Regions from separate parts of the Mus musculus genome. Here regions 2 and 3 are each linked to region 1. Evidence: chromatin loops called from intact Hi-C (ENCODE). Cell type or tissue: left cerebral cortex. All regions are shown on one strand.

Region 1 (8,000 bases):
CATCCTTCCTCATCTCCTAATACTTATCCTTTTTTGTTCTCTTTTCTACATGTTGTACCGTACCAACATGTTCATTTATGTTCATTTGTTTGCATATGTACATGCACACACACTTTTTTTTTTAAAACATATCATTTGCTGATATGGATAACTAAGTTTATTCTAGGTCTTTGCTATAGAAAAGAAAGTAGCAATAAACATGGGATTTATTTCACTTTTTATTTGCAATTTTGTTTTTAGCAATGAAGTAGAAAAATGCACGTTATTATCACAAATCTAGTAGCACAAAAATAGTAGCATTCATTTCTTATTTCCTAGTTTTGTGTGTCAGAAGCACAAGGGACTTCAACTAGGTTCCCCTCACAAGGCTTTAGTCAAAGTGTGGGCTGGACTGGCTTGGACTTCAGTCTGGGAGACTGAAGAACTGATTTCCACTTCAACCAAGTGATGGTAACTCCCTACTCCCTACCTCTTCACCCTACCTCCTCATCTTCCTCCACCCTCTCCCCTTCCCTGTGTAGATTGATGTCCTGAATCATTACTAATTGTCAGCTGTGAATTGCTGAAGGCAGCTCCAGGGGGTGCCTATATTAGTCAGCAATCACTTGCTTTGAATTTCTTTTCAAGTGTCTTGCCTCAGCTAAAGAGTCTTTTACTCTTTGGGCCTTGTGTGATGGGATTCGTCTCAGCCATCTCTTCTCCTGCTTTAAGGCTAACTGTGCCTTATAACTGATTCCAGCCATTGCATTCACAACTTTCAGGAATTAGAATGGGCATCTTTGGGGTGGTGGATATTTTTGGCAGGCCTAACACAGCTGCAGTTGTCTTCTGCTGAACAAGTCATCCCTGGCAAGGGGGATGAATTATTGTAATTTGCTCAGCTAGTCTTCAGGGATGAGATGGAAACACTGGGGAGTAAGACACACTGTTCATTATGTGCCTACATTAGAATGCTTCCTTTAAAGAATGCTGTCTTCTGAAGAGTACTCTGTGTTCTTTTTTATTCTCCACAGTACATTGTACATGTTGTCTAGGATATTGGTTAAATATTATTTTGCAAGAGAAAAAATTAAATAAAAGACTTTAATGTTAAACTTGCATTTGAGTGAATAGCCCTGTTTCTCCATGCTATTGGGGTAAATGATCTTAACCAAAAAATTGGTAACCATGTTGAGTTGATAGATCAGAACAACGTTGGGTTGGTAGATCAGAACAGCATTACAACTGCTCTTACATCACCGGTCTTATGTAAGAACTAAGAGAATTCTGGCAGGTTCAGAGAGAATTTTGGTGCAGCTGTTATAGGTACACTATCTTAGGGGTTTGGGAACAATTTACTATAGGGAACCTGTCCATTTAGCATGGCTATTGAGCAGCTATCCATGGACCCAGAAACTTTCAGTGGTTTGTAACCCTGCTGTAGAGTTCTTCTGTAGAGTATTCCTTGTTCTTTTCTTTCCCTCTGTCTACTGTCATGCTTTGTGTAGTGGTCTGGGATGTAAGGACAGTCTATCTTTTTATTATTGTCTAGTGTGGCTTGAAAATCCTAGTTCATAACACACTGTAACTGTCCCCATTCCCCTCTTCATAGGTGACCTTTCAGAATCAGTATCCTTTGTGCTAGGTAAGGACTTTCTTCAGAACAGGAGAATTTTTCAAGAGGCCAGAGTATCTATCTAAGTTGACTTGGTCTCTAAGAACATTACCATCAAGGACCTAGCAGTGTTGACTATCGCAGCTGATAGTGTTCACCAGTGGCCATTAGGAAGGATCATATCAGGAGCTGGAGGCAGGGCAGAATTTGGTCCAGGTGAGGTATACTGCCCCCTTATTTGGTTGATAACTACTTTATGTGCCAAAATGAAGCCTAAGAGCAGTTAAACTTTCTGAACTATAAATACTTCCAAGAAATGAAGTGATAGTGAACACATTAGACAGATCTGGGACTTTTCCTACAAACATGATACTTATAACAACTTAAAGGTTAAATGGATATGAAATCTGGTCAACCTCTATTATTTTCCATTGTCTAGGCACTATTTCTTTTTAATTTTTAAATATGAGAAAATTTAGGTCACATTTGGTATAGCCATCTTATGCAGTAAGGCAAAAATAATTCAGACTTCTAGGCTCTTACTCCTAATACCTCATTTTAAGCATTTATCAATGGTGCCACTATTCCGCATCATTACATTATAGTCTTTATGATATGTCAATATTATTAAAATGTATAGTTGATTCAAATTAACAGTTAATAAACTCTTATGTCTTACAAAGAAGTCTGTTTTTTATTATTTCAATTATTCATCTGGTTTTAGAGTTGCCATTTTTATATTCAAGAATAAGCATATCAAACAAGGAGTATTTGAAATATATTGTCAATTACTTTAAAAAATTAAAACTAACTTCACTATTTTTATTTATTTTATAGATATATTTACTTGTATGTCTATGAGTGCCTTGCCTGCATATTTTTCTATATACTATGTGCATGCACGGTGTCAGAGAGAGGTCAGAAGAGGGGCAAATGGAATTACAGATGGATGTGATCTGCCATATGGGTGCTGGGAATGGAACCTAGGTTCTTTGCAAGAACAGCGAGTGCTTGTTTAACCATTGAACCATCTCTTTAACCCCTACATTTTAAAAATTTGTGTTAAAAACAATATGACAGTGTTTGCTGTTACTTGGTAAGCACAAGGGCTGAGGAAAAAGGAATCATATTCCCTGTAGTGTGTTCTCAACCTCTCAGTCCTTCGATTAGTTCCAATAGGAATCTCGTTAGAGCAGAGAAATACTTTCTTCTTAGCACGAGCCAGTGCAGTTGTTTTCTTGACTTTGTTTTCCATGGAATCTCTTCTGCATCATTTAAGTGAGGTTAATGCACTCATCAGAACCAATGGTTTGACCACACATTCCCTTGTTCATAAAGCCACGCCCAGATCCGAGGGTTGGCAAGTATCTGAGGATGCAGTTGGTGGACGGCATGTTCGCATTCTGTACCTTCCTAGCCTTGTAAGCCAGTGTGGAAATCACATAGGTCACAAGAATGGGCAATGCTGCTTTAGAAAGCATTTGCTGTTCTTGTTCTTTGTGAGACAGGATCTTTATGTGTCCTTGATAGCTTGCAAAAATATTATATAAATTTCAATTGCTTAGATGGAATTATAAAATCTAGGTTATTTTATATAAACTTAATAAGACAGAGAAAATTTATTAGCCTAAACTGGTGAAATTGTGCCACCTAGTGATCTTTACTAAAAAAAAAAAAATCCTTGTGGGTTTTAAAGAGTGTTTAAGTTTGTAGAATATTAAATGTTTACAACAAATCTAGAAATTTATTTGTCTGGTGTATAGTATAAATTTAGGGTGTGATTAGCTTTTTTGGGTGTTTTTTTCCTTTATTTTCAAGTTTTTTTATGATAAAGTTTATAAAACTAAAAAACAAACAAACAAAACCCACAAGCACAAAAATGAAAACAGAATTAGAAGCCATTTCTGCAAGAGTGTATTCTAGTCCCTAGGAATTAGTGTGTATTAGTGTATACATTCTAGGTATTTCTAAGATGTGCTTTATTGAGTGTGAATCCACCTATTCTCTGGATTGTATTCATGTAAAGTAGTAATAAGACTGTGCGATGAAGATCACTAGGTAGTGAGATTCTTGGTGGCTCATGGTGGACAGGGAAGAAGACAGCTGTGTGGTTGAGGTCTTTGACTTCCTTACCTTGACTAGGCTACCACATGACCACTACAGGCCATTTCCTGAGACCACTAGAATCAGTTTTGTTTGTGTTTTACAGGAGGAGAAAAATTGTTATTTGGTTACATTAGGAGAAACGGGGGGGGGGACTTTTATTTTTATTTTTCTAGCATCTAAAATCGACATAAAGCTTTGGTCCTTTGTCTAGGCACGGATTCGTTTACATTTAGACTTGTTTGATTACTTCTGAAAACCTGGTTTTCATGTTTAAAGAAAGAAAACATATCCAATTATCAGTGAGTGCATATCATGTGAGTTCTTTTGTGATTGGGTTACCTCACTCAGGATGATACCCTCCAGATCCGTCCATTTGCCTAAGAATTTCATAAATTCATTGTTTTTAATAGCTGAGTAGTACTCCATTGTGTAAATGTAACACATTTTCTGGATCCATTCCTCTATTGAGGGACATCTGGGTTCTTTCCAGCTTCTAGCTATTATAAATAAGGCTGCTATGAACATATTAGCCCAGAAACTTAGAATACTCAAGATATAATTTGCAAAACACACGAAACTCAAGAAGAAGGAAGACCAAAGTGTGGATACTTTGTCCCTCCTTAGAATGGGGAACAAAATACCCATGTAAGGAGTTACAGAGACAAAGTTTGGAGCTGAGATGGAAGGAAGGACTACGCAGAGACTGCCCCATCTGGGGATCCATCCCATAATCAGCCACCAAACCCAGACACTACTGCATATGCCAGCAAAATTTTGCTGATATGACCCTGATATAGCTTTCTCTTGTGAGGCTATGCCAGTGTCTGGCAAATACAGAAGTGGATGCTCACAGTCATCTATTGGATGGAACACAGGGCCCCCAATGGAGGAGCTAGAGAAAGTACCCAAGGAGCTGAAGGGGTCTGTAACCCTATAGGAGGAACAGCAATATGAACTAACCAGTACCTCCTGAGCTCAAGTCTCTAGCTGCATATGTAGCAGATGGCCAAATCGACCACCATTGGGAGGAGAGGCCCTTGGTCTTGCAAAGATTCTATGCCCCAGTACAGGGGAACAGCAGGGCCAGTAAGCGGGAGTGGGTGGGTTGGGGAGCAGGGCAGGGGCAGGGTATAGGGGACTTTCGGGATAGCTTTTGAATTGTAAATGAAGAAAATATCTAATAAAAAGATTGTTTACAAAAAGAAAGAAAGAAAGAAAGAAAGAAAGGAAGGAAGGAAGGAAGGAAGGAAGAAAGAAAGAAAGAAAGAAAGAAAGAAAGAAAGAAAGAAAGAAAGAAAACTTAGGCAGCCAGGTGTGGACGCTCATGTCTTTAATCCTTGTACTCCAGAGACAGGTGCGTCTCTGAGTTTCAGGCCAACCTGGTCTACACAGTAAGTTCCAGGCCAGTCAGATCTACAAAGAGAGACTGTCTTAATCCACACACCTCCATCCAAACCCAAACAAACAAACAAACAAACAAACAAACAAACAAACAGAAAAACCTTATAGGTTGAAGCTAACCTAGATAAATTTGGGCACCTAAAAAACAAAAACAACAAAAATAAGAAACAGAAAAAGACAAACAACCCAGCTGTGCAAGTGCATCACAGTTCTTGTCAAATGTTAAATTGTTTTAAAAGAATTAGCTTTGTAAAACAAAAAAAAAGTGCAGCTACTTAGTTAAATGCATAAGACATATGAACACAATTTGTGCTCATTATTAGACCTATTTGGGTTTAATTTCCACTGAAATAGTCACCATATGCCATTCCATGACTTTTATTAGTTCCTTGTCATTGAATTGCTTATGCCTTTAGAACCTGCACCAACAATAGTCTGTTAATGTCTATGGATCTATGAAATATCCTGTATTCTTTTAAGGTTTGTGATGGTAGATAATCATCCAACACCAGTTACTCTTGGAATTCAGTTGAATTTTTCTATATCCAGGTTAAAAAAAGATATGTTATCAACATATTCTTCAGATTACAGTTGTGGGAGTTCACAAATCATGTATACAACATAAGGTAGTTATTTCTATTTGTAGTAGAGTTGATTATCTGACAGATATTAAAGTGTTTGGTTCAGCATGTTAAGTGTGTTCAAATTCTTGTACAGTGAGCTCCAGAAGATCTTCTCCTTACACACTGAAATGTCTTAACCCTTAAATAATTCTCAGGCTTATCCTCTCTGGACCCTGGCAACCACCCTTACACTTTTCTGTTCCCATGGACTTGAGTAGTATTCATGTCTCATATAAGCGATACCATTTTTCTTTAAAAAAAGAATTGGCTTACTTGTATAACATGTTCTAGATTCATCCAAGATTTCCTTCCTAACAGTGTCTAACTTGAATTAAAAAATAGATTATAATTGGACAACTTATTAAGTCAGTGATAATCATAAATTGATTGAATATGCTATACATATGTAACAGAAAGAAATAGGTTCTTATATTTAGTAAAAAACAGTACAGTACTGAGATAGAATGCCAACCATTGTCTTATCTTCTGAAGCTATAATAAGTTCCTGTGGGACCATTATGCAAGAGAGTAGTTTTTAAAAATACCATGAGTAGACTAAATTTTTAGTTCAAAATTTATAAGTTGAGCCACATGAGATTTGAACTCAATACCTAAAGTGTTTGTTTAATATACTGAATTTCAGTGTCAAATTTGCCAATTTATAATTTTTAAAAACTATGCATAATCCTTTTTAAAGATGCTTTGTTTAGTCTTTATTATTTTTTTTAGAAGGAAAGTAGCATGTGATGGCATCCCTTCCCATGGACCCCCACCTCACTTGTCTCTGGCTGCTCCTCATGGAACCCCACCTTACTTAACTCTGGCTGCCCTTTCTTCACAGCATTTATTACAAGGGATAATGACATCATCTCACAGCTTCAATGGCTCTCTCTCCCCATTTTGTCCCTTCCAGCAAAATTTTGCATGTTAAATTTTATTGAATAACACAGAAACATTTCCCTTATTTTACAAATAATGTAAAAATGTGACATATATATTATATATATTTACAGATTCTTCTCCTGCACACATCACCTCTCCATTTTAACAGATTTATACCAATAGCCTGGCACATGCCCATTCATATTCTCCACATGCTTATGCATACATTTGATATTTATATTCCTTTTATATTGCTTAGTTTGAAAAAAATGGTATCATGTATTTTTTAAAATCTTTTTCCTCAACAATATCTCATGGGAATTAATATTATTAACTGGAATGCTAAACCTTTAAAGCGCCTACACAGTGTCCTGTCTTGATTCTGTCACAGCGTTAAGAGGCATTTTTCTTGCTCATTTGTAATGTTTTGGATGAACAGAAAGAAAACGTATGTCTATGTACTTGTGCATGTATATATATTATGTGCTATATAGCATTACATTTTAAAAATTACACTTTGTTTTATGTGTGTGTGTGTGTGTGTCTGTGTGTATGTGTGTACACATGCATATATGCTATGACATTATGTGGAGGTCAAAAACCTTGTCTTGGTTTTACTTCTTTTGTCATGATCTTTTCTGTGGTTCAAATGTCCATTAGTTGGACGGTGCATGTGGTTTCTATACATCATTTTAAGCTCTGGACAGACTGCGCTCCCATCACCCACCCAGGTTCCCTTGGATCCATGGATGAAACACACACACACACACACACACACACACACACACACACACACACACGCTTATTTTTAATATACCTTTTAGCTCAATGGCCAGGCACTTTTAAGCCTCCTGTGGCTAATGTGACCTTACCTTCACTCCCAGCTCACCACCTCTAATCCTGCCCTCTGCTTAGCTGCCCAGTTTCCTTCTCCTTGCTCAGCACCCTAAATATGCCCTCAGCTTACTCCCACCTGCTACCCAGACCCAGTCGGGGAAGCAGCCAATGTTTACTCCACCTGAGATCTCACGAGGCTGGTGGCTTTCTCTCCCTCCAAAGCATGACAAATCTTTTCCCTTCTCTGTCTCCTAGCCTGCCTGTGAGAACCTGGAAGTCCCACCTCTTCCACCCAGCCATTGGTTGGGGGCATCTTTATTGATCCATCAAGAAACAAATGGAGACAGGACCTTCAGTGTTCACATGCAGATTCCCAATCAAGGCATCAGAACCCACTCCTTACACTTGGATATTAGTTATTTTGACCTTATCTTTCAAGTTTATGATTTCTTCCTTACCGATTTGATATTTTTTATGTTTCTCAGTCTACACATTGACATACTCATTCACAGTTCTTTCAGGCTAACTTGAATCTCAGCAATAGCTAGCTGTTGCTT
Region 2 (8,000 bases), 230 kb before region 1:
CTCTCCACCTATCCAGATCAGAAGTCTAATATTCTGCCAGTCTTAAGGCCTTTACTAAATAGTTCTTTTAAAGAGAAGGGAGGACAAAATAAGTCAGCCATGATCGTCTGTAAGGCTGAACGTTCCTGAAGGAAAACCTTAAAGTCTGAGACATCTGCGTACTGACATGACTGTGAGTTGAAACTCTGTAACTGAATTCATGTGATCAACCAGCCACAATAAGGATGCACTAAAAATATCATCTAAGCAATTCTCAGGATATATGCACAAACAGTAAATTTCATGTTCGGGTGTGGTCTTCTAACGAAGACATTGTCTAATGTCTATATAAATATTCCAAAACCTGAGAAAATATAACACGTTAGGTCTCAAGCACACTGGATTAAGGGACACTCAATCTGTGTTACATGTGAACGGTTCACACTGTAGTCAAATTGAATTTAAAAAACAGTCTATATTTTCTAGACATAATAAGAGTTCTTAGATTAGCTATCAAGAGTATCAGATTTCACAAGGTCCAGTGCCTTTGAAATATTATTAAATTAAATACTGTACACCCACAGGAATACTGAGATGTAAACATAGATATAGGAATATAACCCAATAGCCCAAAAATGAATACTCAGACTATTACAGCCAAGATAACATAACTGGGAAAGGATCAATATGCCCCATCAGATGGATATGCTCAAGTCACTAAACTTGAAGCGCACAGTATTCAAAACCATCCCATGATCATCTGTCTTTAAACATTATAATTCAGATGGCTATACAAAATATGTTATATTAGTAAGTCAGTAGAGACTTCTAAAAGATGGAGGAAATAACACACAAACATTTCTGAATGGAACACTTTTGATATATGTGATGGATAAAGCAGAAACTTAAAAAATGCAGAACACTTGGTTCACAAGGAATAACTAATGTGCATACCGTTCCTGGCAAAATTTGCAATGGCTAATGCCCCAGCCAGCTGCAGCTGGTGGTTATTCGATGGGATCCAGGAGAGCACCCTTTGGAACACACTGCCTTTTCCTCCTTCAAAAAGTTTCTGCATGGACTCATCTAGAGGGAAATGAAACAGATCGTTAAATGAGGAACTATGATTAGGGCTTGCAAACCCACGTTCCAAAGTGGAAATCCAATGAGGAAACTAGAAATCTTGTACTGCGTTACTAGTAGCAATTGGACACTGAGGTTGGTGAATTGTGAGGCTCGAGTTTTCAAGAGCCATCCAGCCTTCAGTGCTCTGTTCGCTATTACAGGTCTTCAGATACTGAAGATAGCGGGGACTTAGCTGTTTCTCAAGTTTGTCATTTCTTGTTCTTTTCATGGCCTAGTGTTCTGTTCACGAAAGGCACAATACGAATAAAAAATCTGCTGACCGTGTGCTCTGGTTGGCAGGAGAGACTCACCTCCAAGCAGTAATAAAACCATGAGGTCAGAAGCAGTTTTAAGCTCGGCAACGTCGTCCTCTTTGTTGCTATCCACCTTCTGTTGGACGATCTCTAGGAGACACTCTACCAAACCTGCTTCAACCAGCTGCAGCTTAATAGCATCTGCATACGGAACAATGTGGACAAAATCACAAGTTTTGATGTCACAGGGCCCCTGCACAGTGACCTGTCATGAAGAATTCTAACTAGTGTATTTTAAGATCAGTTAATAAACAACTTAGAAACAAAAAACAAAACACCTACTACCACCACCACAAAAAACAAACAAACAAACAGACAAACAAACAAACAAACAAACAAAAAAACCCTCACCTTTGAACGCTTGAGTTTCAAGATCAAGATGACGGTCCAGACTAATTATATAAAAACTTCATTTTTCTATTTGAAATTATTTATCCTCTTAAAATGCTCTATAGCCCCCCCCAAAAACCCCAGGTCTTTTTCAGCTCTGACAACACCCAATATCACTATATTTTTAGGTATTATGATTATGGTAAAAGACAACAGTATATTATATACACATATGTCTATAATACATACATATTGTTATCTAAAGTTAAAATATATCTACTATGAGATTTGAATAAAAAGCTGTCAAAATTTATGGGACTATTAGAAAATCTGAACCTACACACAAGTATGCATACTTGGGCTGGTATTTGTATAGATGCAATCTTTCTAGTGTGGTTTGTAAACTTATAAGTTTTGTTTTTAAAAAGAGCTTCACGTTTTCACTGATGTAAGCCGTCTTTGGGTCATGAGTACACAATGATTCCTTACACTGAATTCTATTTCCCAGGATGTCTTCAAAATCTTCATAACAGCCGGGCGTGGTGGTGCACGCTTTTAATCCCAGCACTCAGGAGGCAGAGGCAGGCGGATTTCTGAGTTCAAGGCCAGCCTGGTCTACAAAGTGAGTTCTAGGACAGCCAGGGCTACAAGGAGAAACCCTGTCTCGAAAAAAACCAAAAAAAAAAAAAAAAAAAAAAAAAAAAAAAAAGGAAAAGGAAAAAAAAAATCTTCATAATACAGTTGAAAAGAAAAAAAAAAATCTTCCATGGTTAACCGATAAACTATGTTATTCAGAAAAAAATGTAATAATTTCATTTTAAAAAAGAACCTGACTGCAATGGTAATTTTACCCCAATACTACGTCTATTATCTTATAGTCCCAATATCTTACTCTAAAGTATTTTTGAAGACTTTGTATCTGTAAGCCATATCTCCTTCTGTCAAAAAAAAAATGTAATTTTATTGTTCTGGTTGGAGTTTCCTTTGGTAATTGGGTTCCGTAAGCTGCCTATGCGTCACACACAACAATGACAGTTTCTTGGTGTATGGAATAAAGAGTTTAAAATATCCATATGCTTAATGTTTATAATTTTAGGTAACTAGCATGGAACATTTTAACTTTATATTATCACAAGGATTATTGATTTTCCTTTGAATATCTTTAAATACACAAAATACTTTTAAAAAATGCACCAGTATTGGGCCAAACTTAAGTAGGACGTTTCCTTGGTTACATACAGAAGACTAGGGCTAGAGATGTGCAGAAACCAGACCTAAAATCTATGATAAAAAGTCTTAGAAATTCTAAAGCCTTGAACCACAGATACAAAGTTACAATTACTCTTCTTATAAAGCAAAAGAAAACAAATCATAGCCAGGATGCAAATAATTAATACAGAAACACATTTCAAAGGCGGTCACTCTGAGCCCCGTAGTTATTCAACAGGATTTATGTGGATGAGAGGACAAGCAATAAATAAAAACACTACTATACAATCTGTAAGGAGGTTACAGTAACTCTTTGGCATAATCCTGGAAGACCAGGGTACAATTCATTTTGTAGAACCAAGGAATGAGATGAAAAAGGAGTTTTCTCCCTGAAGAGCAAGATTTAAGGCATTAGGAACGGGTAATACATGCAAAGAGAGAGGCTTACAGGTCTTTCGTCTCACAGTTAGACTGTAATCCCCAATTTAGAAACCTTACATTGCCTTAGTTAAGACCAGGCAGACATTTTGGCAAAGCAGACATCCTAGCACATTTATCAACACACAAGGTCTATCTTTACCACTGACTTGAATGAGTATGTATGTGCATATTGCATGTACATATTAAATGCACTAAGTAAAGAGCAGGTTATACTTAGGCCCGCGTTTCAGGAGGTCACACCGAGGAAGGGGCAGCATAGCTAGGAAGTTGCTGGACACAGTAAGGAGAGTCTCTACGCCTTTAGCTACTCTTGGAGACTCTCACAAACACACTCAGAGGTGTGTTTCAATCTTAGGAACTTCTCAACCTAAGTCATCAGTCTAGCAATCAAGATTATCTAGGATATAACCTTTATTTAAAAGGCAGAGAAAAGCCATATTTGCAGAAAATATACAAATTAAACATAAGCAACTATGAAAATTATTCTTTATTACCCAGATCAAGAAATCGTCAATCATCCCAGAAATCCCTCTATACATTTCTTTCTGATCACAGGCACCCTTTTGCAGGCCTCATGTCACTGCCCTAGTTGTTATGACAAATCACTTGCAGTTCTATAACTTCACCCAATAGTCATTCCTAAAAGCTAGTTTAGTGTTCTTTTCTTATTACTACGTGTGTGTGCGTGTGAGACGTGTGTGTGAATGGAGAGGGGAATGTATGCTCGCTCATGTAGAGATCATAGGACAACTTGCAAGAATTGGTTCCCTACTTATACAATGTGGCTTTGGGAACTCAGGATTTTTAGGCTTGGGGTCAGAATCGCCTCTTATATTTTAAGATAAACTTTCTAGTTTTAAATTACATATTAAAGCCAGAACCTTACCTAAAATAAATTTTAAAAATTAATGCAGACCTGGGTATAGTGGCACATGTCTTTAATCCCAGCACTTGGAAGGCAGAGGCAAGTGGGACTCTTGAGTTGAGGGCCAGCCTGGGCTACATAGTAAGTTCCAGGGCATCCAGAGCAACATGATAGAGAGACCGTGACTCAAGGGAAAAAAATCCAATGGGAATGCCTCCAACTGTATTGTTTCTTATTCCCAAGTTTGCTTAGCAGAGTCTGACTTTTCATTCTGTGTTGTATTTTAAATTTTGTGCGTATGAATTTCCTTCTAGAAGTCTTTCTCAGACAGGGCATCTCTGAGGTGGCCCTGGCTGTCTAAAAACTTGCTCTGCTTACCATATGCTGACCAGAAAGTTGGTACCTTTTGTAATTTGAGATCTCTGCGTACCTGTCTTTAAATGTGGCTGATGTACTATCCATTCCCAAAACATTTAGTCCCTTTTGGTACCAAAACAAGAAAACAACAAAGGCAGAAACAACCACCACCACCATTACCAAAAGGGAGAGAGCATGATGATCCACCTGCCTGTGTCATTTCCCCCTTTTTTGAAGACTTCATTCAGGAGTTCCTACTGGGCTTCAGCTCACAGGTTCCCTAATTCCACTCTATGCATCCTGCTGAGAAGCCTGCCCGCCAGCAAGTACTTAATTTAGGTTGGAAATTTCAGCTCTGGAATTTCTATTTGTTTATTTCTAAATCTGCTGTATTGCATTTTTATTATTTAAAAATCTTTCTTTCATCTCTCTAACCATACTCACTAACCTGTTTTAATCTTTTGTTTATGTGCACGTGTGCATGTGTGTGTGAACATGATTGTGGGTGTTCACAGTGCACACATGGAGGTCAGAGAACAGCCTCAAGTGTTGGTCCTCACCTTTTGCCTTGTTAAGACAGTCTCTCTCTTGTTCATGGCTGGGCACAGCAGGCTACTGTCCTCCATTGTGTTGCAGGAGCACTGTGATTCCATATGCATGGGTTTATGTGGGTTCTGGGATTTGAACTTAGGTCCCCACACTTGCCCAGCAAGCATTTTCCTCAGCAAGTACCATCCTTTCTAGCTCTCAGCATCCTTACTTTAAATTAGTGGATAAGAATTCCCGTATCTGGAGATTCAATGATATGTGTTCTTATAATTTTATTGTGTTGCCTTATTAGTGTCTTGTCGTATTCTGAATATGTAAAAGACATTATATGTGAAATATCACTTACAAAAGTGCAGGTGTTTGTTTCCTGATACACTCTTATCTTTCTGGGTCCATCTCTTAAGAAGGTGTGACTCATCAATATTCTCACTGTAGACAGGCCTAGAATGCCTCGCTGTATCCTCTTGTGTCTTTAGAGGGGTTCATATAGGATTAATCTCTTTACCTCACTTTTCTTCTTCAAATTCTACCCGTGGTTGTGTGTAACAACGCACATTTAAGCCAGATGCCAACGCTGGGCGTCTTCTTCAATCAACCCTTACCCTATTTTTGAGACAGGATGAGACAGGATGGCTCACTGAACCTGAAGCTCACTAACTGGGCAGGCTGTGTCGGGACCAGCACCCAGGGGTCTGTTTCCACCTCTCCTCTGCCACGCCTGGCTTACATGGGTTCTGTAACCTGATGCCTGGGTGGCAAAGTCTGTACCCATCACACCATCTCCACAGCCCTCATTATCTTCTACATCAGAGCAAAAATAACTGTAGAAGTATCTTTGCTAAGACTTTAAAATCAAACTTGGAAAGAGGTTTCTCCAAATTTAGATACAGTCGTGGAATAATATAGCTGAAGGTAGAGTTATACAAATAAAAAATATAACATTAATAGTGCAAAGAAGGTTTTTGAGTTAAGAACTGGCATCGCAGCACCTAAGAAACTCTGCACAACCAAACATCCAAAGGAGTTTTTTCTTACCATTCTCTGCCAATGGCGCTAGAACTTCAAAAATCATCTCTCTTTTATCGTGTTCTATTTGTTTCTTGAATAGTTTTACCAGCTCTTCAGCAATGTTTGTGCTAGCAAACTGTTCTTTACTTGACTCTGAAAAATAGAAGAACAATCTAGAGTAGGCAAACAAAATGAAACGCAGAAATGTGTTTGCTGTTACTTTTGATGCCCAGTCATTTGTATTGTTACTCAACACAAATGTTCGTCACACACAGGAAACAATCAAACTGACCTTTAGTGCCCTTGAAAAAGAAAATGTCTAAAACTTTAGAGAAAATGTTCTGACCCAGTTTCATTTGAAGCCATAAAAATTGTTCACTGTGCAACATACAGGTAACCATAGCAACGATTAAAAAAATCACTAAGTCATAAATTCACACTTTCAAGGCTTTCATGCAAAGGAGGAAACTGTTCAAAACAAATTATATTTTACATTGCTAAATAAAAGATGACACCAATGTATCTTTAATGTCACTTAATTGAGATACTTTTGTACTAGTTCTGACATGATAATAAATAACACTGTATTTCTGTTCTCTGTCTTTGCAGTGTTACAGACTGACTCTCAGGCCTTGTGCATGTCCTCTATCACTATTTTAAGGCCAACCCACCAGCGTTCTTGAAGCCTCGCCCTCTATCCTGTTCAGCATGTCTAGGTAATACCTATTGAGATAACTTGCCTGCCCTGGAAATATTGTTTAAAGTCATTCTCCTTTTTTTTTCAGACTGAGTCTTATTCTATAGCTTGGCTAGCCTCACTGTAGCCCAGGCTGGCCTCATATTCACAAGAGATCCACTTGCCTCTCCCATGTACAGGGATTAAAGGCACACAACACCTGAGTTTGATATTTGTAACCCACATTGGAGAGATTTACCAAAGTTGCCATCAAATCTCCAGAGACAAGCAGACAGACATAGACACACACACACACACACACACACACACACACACACACACACACCTCTATTATTTTAAACTTCGAGTCAAACTAAAGTACTATATGGCTTTCAATTTATAGTGTGTAAAGAACACACACTTTTAGAAAAAAATAGTCAAGAACTGGTGCCTTTTGTTTCATTATAAACCAGAAGACTAATAAACATATTTATGCTTTAACTATTACATTAGGGCAAAACACTAATGACTTTCCTACAAACATAATGAATTATCAACATGGCTGTGGGAATGATTCATCCTAAAAGTTGGAAGGAAAGCAAAGGAGAAAGAAGAAATACAGAAAATAGAGGGAAAAAAAGGAACAGAAAGAGATGAGGGGTGGAGATGAAGTCCTTTGGTTATGACAAAGGAATGCCTGCAGTACTGGTCTTGTTCTACCTGTCTTCTTATTGTCAAAGGTTTCTCGGATTTTCTTATAGTAATGCTCTTACAAACACATAGGCGCCCACAAGATGGCTCAGCAGGTAACTGGGAACCTGACTTCAAACCCAGGGACCCACATGGTAGGAGGACTGAGGCAGTTCTTGCAAGTGATCCTCTCCTGGTCCTCACACACATGCTGTGTGGCATGCACACACATAGTATGATCTTTAAATGTATAATATGAATATATTTTCTCATACATAGAAAGCCTTTCAATTTTAGGGGTTTTGTATTTCGGGGAAGCATATCAGTTTGCTGATACTTTTAGAGTTCTATAATCAAATAATTTATATTTAAGAGGAAATTATATTGTTTGTTCTTTGCTTGTGTGAGTAAAGCCACAGGCTTTGTTAACTCTTACAAGCACTCTACTTCTGGGCTA
Region 3 (8,000 bases), 180 kb before region 1:
TGGTTTCATTTTTATGTATGTATTTGTTTATTGTTAAAAGCATGGAGGAACACAGAAACATGCAGGTATTTTGCTCTTCACATGAATTGTCCAAACACTGTAAAAATAGCATTATGAGGTAATGCTTTATAATTTTATGTACACACGGGGGAGGGGGAGAAGGAAAGAGAGAGCTTCCATCCGAAGAAGAGGTAAAAGACTTAAGAGTATTTGTCACAGAAAAAAGAATATGTTTACCTCCTGGACATATGGATGCTTTATTTAAGCATGTACAGGCTTACAGGAAGCTACAGGACAGAGCGACACATAGGCACAGGCACATACACGCATGTACACATACACACAAATAGAAAAACAAAAACCAATCAACTCAAGACATCCAAGGCCCCAACCATAGCATGCTCTTGTTGAATATTTACTTTCATGTCCCAAGATGATATCACACAATATAGATACAATATCTCCACCAGGGCATCCACAATGATATCTAAGGGCTCTATACAGACTTCATTATTTCTCATTTTGTGTGTGTGCATGTATGTACAGGTCTAAGCAATTTATCTATGTACAGATTCATGCAGTGGCATTAACATAGTTTTCAGGACTCACTTTCATGCAAATTAGATTTTTAGAAGACTAGCAATGGATTAATAAACAAACTTTTTTTCTCCTTCTTCTTTCTGGAGACTTCAACCTGGACATGTCATACAAAGGATCTTATTCTGAAGCTAAACTAGTAGAAAACAACTCAATATTTTTTTTTTCTTTTCAAATTTTAAGCTCCGTACTTGAGGTAACCACCAAAACCCAACATTGTTGGGCGATGTTTCTCAAATAAAACTACACAGTGTTGTTTCTTGGATTCTGTTTAAAGAGCAAGACAAAAGTCATTAAGTGGAGCTCATGTGCAAACTCTGCAGAACCATTATCCAAGACAGCACACCTAATGCCAGCAGACACTTTCACTGTTGTTACTAGGTGCATACAGGATTGTCCTAGTAACTCCCTGCTTGCACTTGCTTCAAAGGTCTGTTTAATAACTATAACCTTCCTTTCAGCATAGAGTAAGAATCATACAAACCAACTTTTCTTGTGTTCACCATGGCTACCAAAAGGCTGTGGTTCATTTAATGCTTACACACAGTTAAGTAGATTAACCCTGCTTCTTACAGGATAGTTTTACTTTTTGTCTTTCTTTATAAGCTTCTTGTCTTTTATACATTCATTGTACATATCCTGCACACACTTGTTGCAGTATATTTAGATTAGGTTGCAGTAGAGTTTAGAATCATCATAGTATTTATTTCCTTTGCATAATGGCTTATAATCTATGTTCCGCTTTTATATATAAACCCTACTTGGAGGTGGACAGTGAGCCAGGGTCTCATGGAGCCCTGGCTGTTCTGGAACTCACTCTGTACACCAGACTGGCCTCAACCTCTCAGAGATCTGCTTGTCTCTGCCTCCCAAGTGCTGGGATAAAAAGTGTCCTACCATACCCAGCCATGAATCCAATTTAATCCATGAAACAAGTTTATTTTAACCTAACAGACTTTAGAGCTAAAAAAAGATCAGACATATTAAACGGCACAGCTGGGGTTCTATCTATAACATTACCTGCCTTCCAGGGGACGTACTAAACTTTTATGAACTTATCTATATAACTTTTGACAACCAATTTCCTTTCCTTTCCTAGAATGCACTATTTGACCTATTTTAAGAGGCAGATGGACCTTATAGTCTCGTTATCACTGTAGTAAAAGCCACATATTTAGTATGTATTCAAATCACCTCATCACGTCTGCTTTTGACCATGGTATTTTCTCTACTATAGTTAAAGCACTGTTCTTTTTCATCGATGTTTTTTAGAGCTTATAAGAACTATAAGACAGCATCTACTTCAATCCACACATAACATCTTTATAAAGTATTTTCATGCGATAATAGTCATAATCAAATCTAAAAGCTCCATTGTAAACCAGTTATCCATTCTTTTCTTCTATAAATGGCATACTTTGATAGTAAGTTGACTGATAAAGTTGAATGTCATCGTTATGCTACTAGCTAATAATTCAATTTCTTCTAAAATAGAAAAAACAAAACCCTCTAACCAAATAATTAGATCACTGAAATAAATATTTCTAAGTGCCAGAATAAACAATTCAATGTAATAAAGCTGCAGCAAACATTGATTACCTGTACAATTTCAAAGCATTTCTGTACTATATTAACATATAATAATCTAATTTTCATTATAAAATATTGTTTAGCTATTATTTCTTGGCACTTGCAGTTAATTTAAACTAGATTATTTGGCCCATGAATAGAAAACAGTGGGACTGGGGAGGAGGCTTAGCAGGCAAGAGTGCTATACAGGCATGAGGGCTTGAGTTCCAATCCTCAGGGCCCATGATAAAAGCTGGGCATGTCTATAGGTGTCTGTGAGCCTGGCATTGCTGGGTAGACAGAGCTGAATCCTGGCAGTTCACTGCCTAGCAAGCCTGGTCCAAACAGCAAGACTTTAGTCCAGAGAGAGGATCTATCTCAAGGCAATAAGGAGGCTGGCAGAGAAAATATCCAAGGTCTACCTCTGTACATTCATGTGGCTGCAATACTTGCCCCCTACACCTCATATACCAACCAAGCAACCATGTAACACATTAAGAATCACTAACATACATTTACTTGGCCATTCTTTTGTATACTTGAAGTGAGTTAAATAAACAGAATTTACCTTACTTCACAAAAACTGCCTTGGCAATCCAGATTACTAACTTGTTTTGATTATTTTATTCACTCAGGAGGACTGTAATTTTCTTTTCTATGGAAGTGAGATACTACATCATGTAAGCATCTTAAAATATGTGTATCATTCTAGTAATAGAACTATGTAACCACAAGTATTGCTTTATTATTATAAGCAGCATATTCAATTCTAAATTTTGATTGTGTTAACCCTGCTCTTTATATAAACTGGGTAAATATTGAATTTTATATATTCATTTTCCGCTAGTTCCTATCAAATCTTCTTCTTGTTGTTGTTTTTATTTGTTTTGTTTTGTTTTGTTTTTGAGACAGGGTTTCTCTTAGCTGTCCAGGAACTCACTCTGCAGTCCAGGATGGCCTTGAACTCAGAACTCTGAGATCCGCCTGATTGTGCCTCCTGTGTGCTGGGATCAAAGGTGTGCGTACATCAAATGCTATTTCCTTAACTCAAGGGGTAATATTAACAAACAGAAACTCCAATCTCCAAGAACCAATGTATCCCCGGGAACGTTAAATGCAGAGGAGACAAGCCATGGACCTGTTAGAGACCAGGAACACTCAAACAAATCAGCAATTTACAATGTGCAGAGCTCTAATCTTAGGAATCAATAAAAACAGAGAATGCTACAAAAATTCCAAGTAAGACAATCACTCTCTTGGGTTTTAGAATATAACCTTTGAAAGGAACGTGCACACAGAACAAGCACTTCTTAAATATATCTCTCTGTTTAAAACAATATTCCTGAGCAGGTTCTACTACACACAGCTTTGCTGATTACTTTACAAACTGAAACATAATATTTCCGTAGATAACTTCTTTGAAAGATGTCAAACTTATTGACAAGTTACTCTGGCAAAGCTAATAGTTACCCTGGCACACAAAATTTTAAATGGTGCTTGCATCTAAAGTCTATTTGAATGTCTTAAAAGAGGAATCCATTATGAAATGCCTCAGAGGTGATATGGGAGACAGCACACTAAACAATTTTAAGTGAAAACTGTCCCCAGACAGAGATTCTTTCATCTCCACACACGAGACAGAGATGCATCCGAAGGTTCACCAGCCATAAAGCCCGACTACACCCCGTCTGGTAGGGGCGCTGCTGTTTCGTGATGTGGGGATTATGTAAGAACATTTCCTTCCGTTAGGAAGAACGCCTATAATGGGAACTGACAAGGCTGTTACTAAAACTGAAGCCTGACCCACTTCTCTGTTCCATGCATTTTATGGGTATTTCTCTCAAATGAATTGGTAAAGTTACGATAGCAAATGTCTATCACATAGACACAGATTTCTCCTTTTTTCCCTTTTGTGGTGAGTTGCTTACAGTGCCTTCTGTAAATGCTAGTTTTCCATCTATCTAATCTATCTACCTCATGCCTACTACCACCCGAACAAAAGCCACACCTTTAAAAATCATGCAGTTGGAGCAAACTAATTACCCACCTAAATTATTCTAACAGGTTAAATTTCATAAGAATAAATATGAATTTTAAAATGTTATATTTTGAAAAAGCAAGTCTCTTAAATTTACTAATTTGTAATGTTTCTTGTTCCTCTCTTTCTCTCTCAAAAGCATCATTTTCTTGATAAAGGGGAAATGGCTCATTATTTAAACTAGAAGTCAGCACTGTCTTCTCAGGTAAGCCTAATTTTTCTTAAAATCCCAACTGTTATGAAATAAATGATAAATGCAATTCAAATAAAATCATGAGTAACTAGACAGTACTAAATTCATATCTTGGTATATACTCCAGTTTTTCTAGAATAATTCTGGAGAAAACACTAAGAAGTTGGCATGAATTTAATTTAAAATAAAAGGATAAGAAAGCAGTTTTAAGTTATACACGAGGCAACACTGCACAATGAATGTATTGTATCCCATTATTTACAGCAATAAATCACTTATGTTTAACATTTTTAACACCCTTAACTTCATTTTCTTTAACCAAGGCTAAGAAGTGAAAACTTTGGCTCAAGTCACAGTGTTTATTTATCAATTTAACTGTAATTTCCACTGAAGGATGAAGTAGCTGTAAATGTCTACACAATGAAATATATTAATGTCACAGCCCCCACTGTACCTATAAAACTTCATATTGCATACCTCATAAGTCAAAGGAACAAGCCCTATAAATACTGTCACAGTGACCTTCGCTTTCATCAAACTATAGCTGTACTAGCTTGGTATTTGTCACCTGGAGTTCAAGGTTCTTTGAAATATACAGAGAATAAAATGACTGTATGTATCCACGAAAACCATAAGTAACCAGAAGACAGTGTAGTGTTCTATTCTGCCATTACCAAGTGAGATTCCAGGACAAGAGTCTCATAAGAGGCAATAATTCCCATGATTGGAGGGGAAAAATTCAAGAAAAATTAAGCTGAATAATAAAGACTTTTGATGATTTTACATTCTCCAGTAAACACAGAAGGGCAAGAACGAAACCTAACTTACAATACTCTGAAAGTACATATAACCATTTGGTAACTACTACTGGGCAGAGGTTAGGGGTATGTATTAAAAAATAATTTGTTTTTATATCAATGAATAATTTTTGAGAGCTGAGATCACAATCTATGATACTTAATAAAAACCACTCTCACACACATACACACTCTTTCTCACACACATATACTCACATATATACGCACTCATACACTTATACACAAACACAATCTCTCTCACATACACACACATACACTCTCACACATATACAGTCTCACATACACACACTCTCTCTCACACACACAGACTGTCACATACACACACACTCACACATATACTCTCACACATACACACACATACGCTCACACACACACTCACTCTCTTACACACACTCTCTCACACAAACACACACTTTCTCACACACACACAATGCAAAATTATAAAATGAAGAACTCTCATTTTGTAAATGAAGGTAGTACCTTAAGATACAGAGAGTCAGATTCGAGTAGAACATATGCAACTTTACGTGCATCATCAGGGATTGGAAAATGGACCCTACACTTTACATTCAGATGTCCCGGACACCGTCACACACAGGAAAGAGAAGAGAGTGAGAGTAAGAAGGCTGCCTTTATTGTGCTACAGATCAGTTACAGCAAATAACTACAGTTTCTTTTGCTGTTTTTGTTTTACTATAAATATGTATATGGTTCACAGGTATAAGTCACATTTTAAAACACTGTGTTAGGGGAAAAAACCCAAATATTTAGTATTCACAGCAAAATACAACTCACTTAAGGTATGGGTTCAAGAAGGAAAACATGGTAAAATTATTCTGGTTGCACAAATACTGATTTTGTAGATCGTTTAAACTTGAATGATAAGTGTGTGATTTCTGGCTCAAAAATAAAAATCTAGAGACAACTAAGATATGCCTGATTAATTTGAAACTCTCAAAGTATGCTGTTTGTCTGTTGAGCTCTCTTTGTATAGCCCAGGCTGGCCTTGATCCTCCTGCCTCTGCCTCTGGAGTGCTGGGATTAAAAGCATGTGTCATCAAGTCCAACTTTATACTCAGAAGTTTTCGGTGTATACGAGAGACAAGAAGTAGCAACTGTGGTATGTTTGCACTAAGTCAACCCGCAAGTTCTTGCTTGCCCTGTGTAGCATGGAGTTCCAGAGGGTGGTAAGGATGGCAATGACGGAATGGAGCCAATGCGGATGCAGTGGGCTGGTCTAGCTTTTGAGGAGATGATGGAGTTTACGAATGGTTTTACTGAATGGCAATTAATTAAAACTTCACTTGGACAGATGTAGAAACTAAGACTTTCCATAGGCATGTTCACTTAGACAGTACTTCAGTAAGACCTAATTTAAAGATCTACAAATTGAGTTTTGTTAAATTTAAAGGTCTCAAGAGTTTTAGCAACTTACTGAGAAAACATCTCTTGTATAAAATGGGGATTTGCTCCCTCTAACTACTTCCTTAGGAGCATGGTGTGGCCCAAGTTTCCGTCAGTTCTGCTAAATAAGCAGAGCTAAAGCTAACTGGCCTCTCTAGAAGTCAGTCCTGACACCAAATTGAAAACCAATTTGAAAATCATAATTTCACAATTCTTTAAACGTGGTGAAAGTATCACCAATATCTTGATACTTACGGCTATCGTAGCATATGTTTCCTAATGCCCTGCCCGTTTGAAGCAGCACTTCCTGGTCTTTGCTATTTAACAGCTGTACCAGTGGTGAAATCAATCCAGCATCTACACATGGGATTCGCATAAATTCTGAAAAGAAGAGACATGTTTCATCAGAACTCGAAATATACGAAATACAGAAAAATAAACACATAGTGCTAAGTTTAAAGGGTTTACTATTTGAAAGCGCATTTCTGTTCAAATTTCTTGCCTACATCCCTATTAAATACCTGATGAAACCAATAAACATACAAAACCTCGTAGGGCCACATTATCCGCCGTATGTAAGCTCCGCAGTATTTTAACTAACTTTCATCACAGCTGAGGTGGCACTATCTCTTGGGAATGGCTGGCGTGCTGTGGAAACAGCACACGATGGTGGCAGGGTTACTGCACAGTGAGATGATTAAAGGAGAAGCTATAAACTAAGCTACCAAGTGCTCCAGTTTATCACTACATGGTCTCCAAAAGCTCAAAGTTAAGAAGAAAACTGAAAGGTTCCAATGAATCCTTTAATAATAGGTCTTTTTCAATTGTTCAGGCCTAGAAGAATCCTGCATTCCTCGTCTCTCTTAACATCCAGTTTATGATCACTCACATCTACTCTTGCTATGTGCATGCATTTACGGGTCTGTCCAGGGTCACTCTTGTCTGCTCTTGCTATGTGCATGCATTTACAGGTCTGTCCAGGGTCACTCACATCTGCTCTTGCTATGTGCATGCATTTACAGGTCTATCCAGGGTCACTCTTGTCTGCTCTTGCTATGTGCATGCATTTACGGGTCTGTCCAGGGTCACTCATGTCTGCTCTAATGCTATGTACAGTGTTTACAGGTCTATCCAAATACTACCCTTCTTGTCATTCAGATCTGTTCTCCCTGATCTCTGGGTTTACTGTTCTCTGCCTGCTGACTCTTGGTGATACCATCACAGAAAGGGCTAGAAAGAACTTCATTCTTTTTAGATCCTCGCCCCCAAAATCCCAAATAAGGAAAGGTAGTTGAAAGCCAGTGTTACCCGAAAGCCAGTGTTACCCCTGTGGGTTTCACACCTGCCATCAGCACGTTCTAGTGAATATATAGCTAACTCT

Evidence for each region. Peaks named below come from ENCODE experiments on the same cell type or tissue, not always from the same donor. Only the 100,000 strongest peaks of a DNase experiment are listed, where the experiment ranks them.
Region 2: a loop joins it to region 1, with 2.9 times the contacts of the local background. A loop is called at or near these places in 4 of 42 quality-filtered maps.
Region 3: a loop joins it to region 1, with 4 times the contacts of the local background. A loop is called at or near these places in 3 of 42 quality-filtered maps.

Annotation. Positions count from the first base shown.
Region 1 is chr3:139,190,884-139,198,883 of GRCm38, forward strand. It overlaps the pseudogene Gm4862. Among named protein-coding and RNA genes, the nearest start is that of Stpg2, 11 kb to the right of the region's middle. In left cerebral cortex, a CTCF peak has its summit at 3,239 (motif pointing left); a DNase peak (open chromatin) is centred at 786.
Region 2 is chr3:138,957,621-138,965,620 of GRCm38, forward strand. It overlaps Rap1gds1 (RAP1, GTP-GDP dissociation stimulator 1), which reads right to left. Exons shown (of 15, transcript NM_001040690.2): 7 at 6,205-6,330; 8 at 1,416-1,559; 9 at 934-1,065. Among named protein-coding and RNA genes, the nearest start is that of Rap1gds1, 110 kb to the right of the region's middle. In left cerebral cortex, no CTCF peak of the experiment used is centred here; a DNase peak (open chromatin) is centred at 3,478.
Region 3 is chr3:139,008,672-139,016,671 of GRCm38, forward strand. Rap1gds1 (RAP1, GTP-GDP dissociation stimulator 1) reads right to left here. Exons shown (of 15, transcript NM_001040690.2): 4 at 6,875-7,000. Among named protein-coding and RNA genes, the nearest start is that of Rap1gds1, 63 kb to the right of the region's middle. In left cerebral cortex, a CTCF peak has its summit at 3,879; a DNase peak (open chromatin) is centred at 3,883; H3K27ac peaks cover 1,065 bases.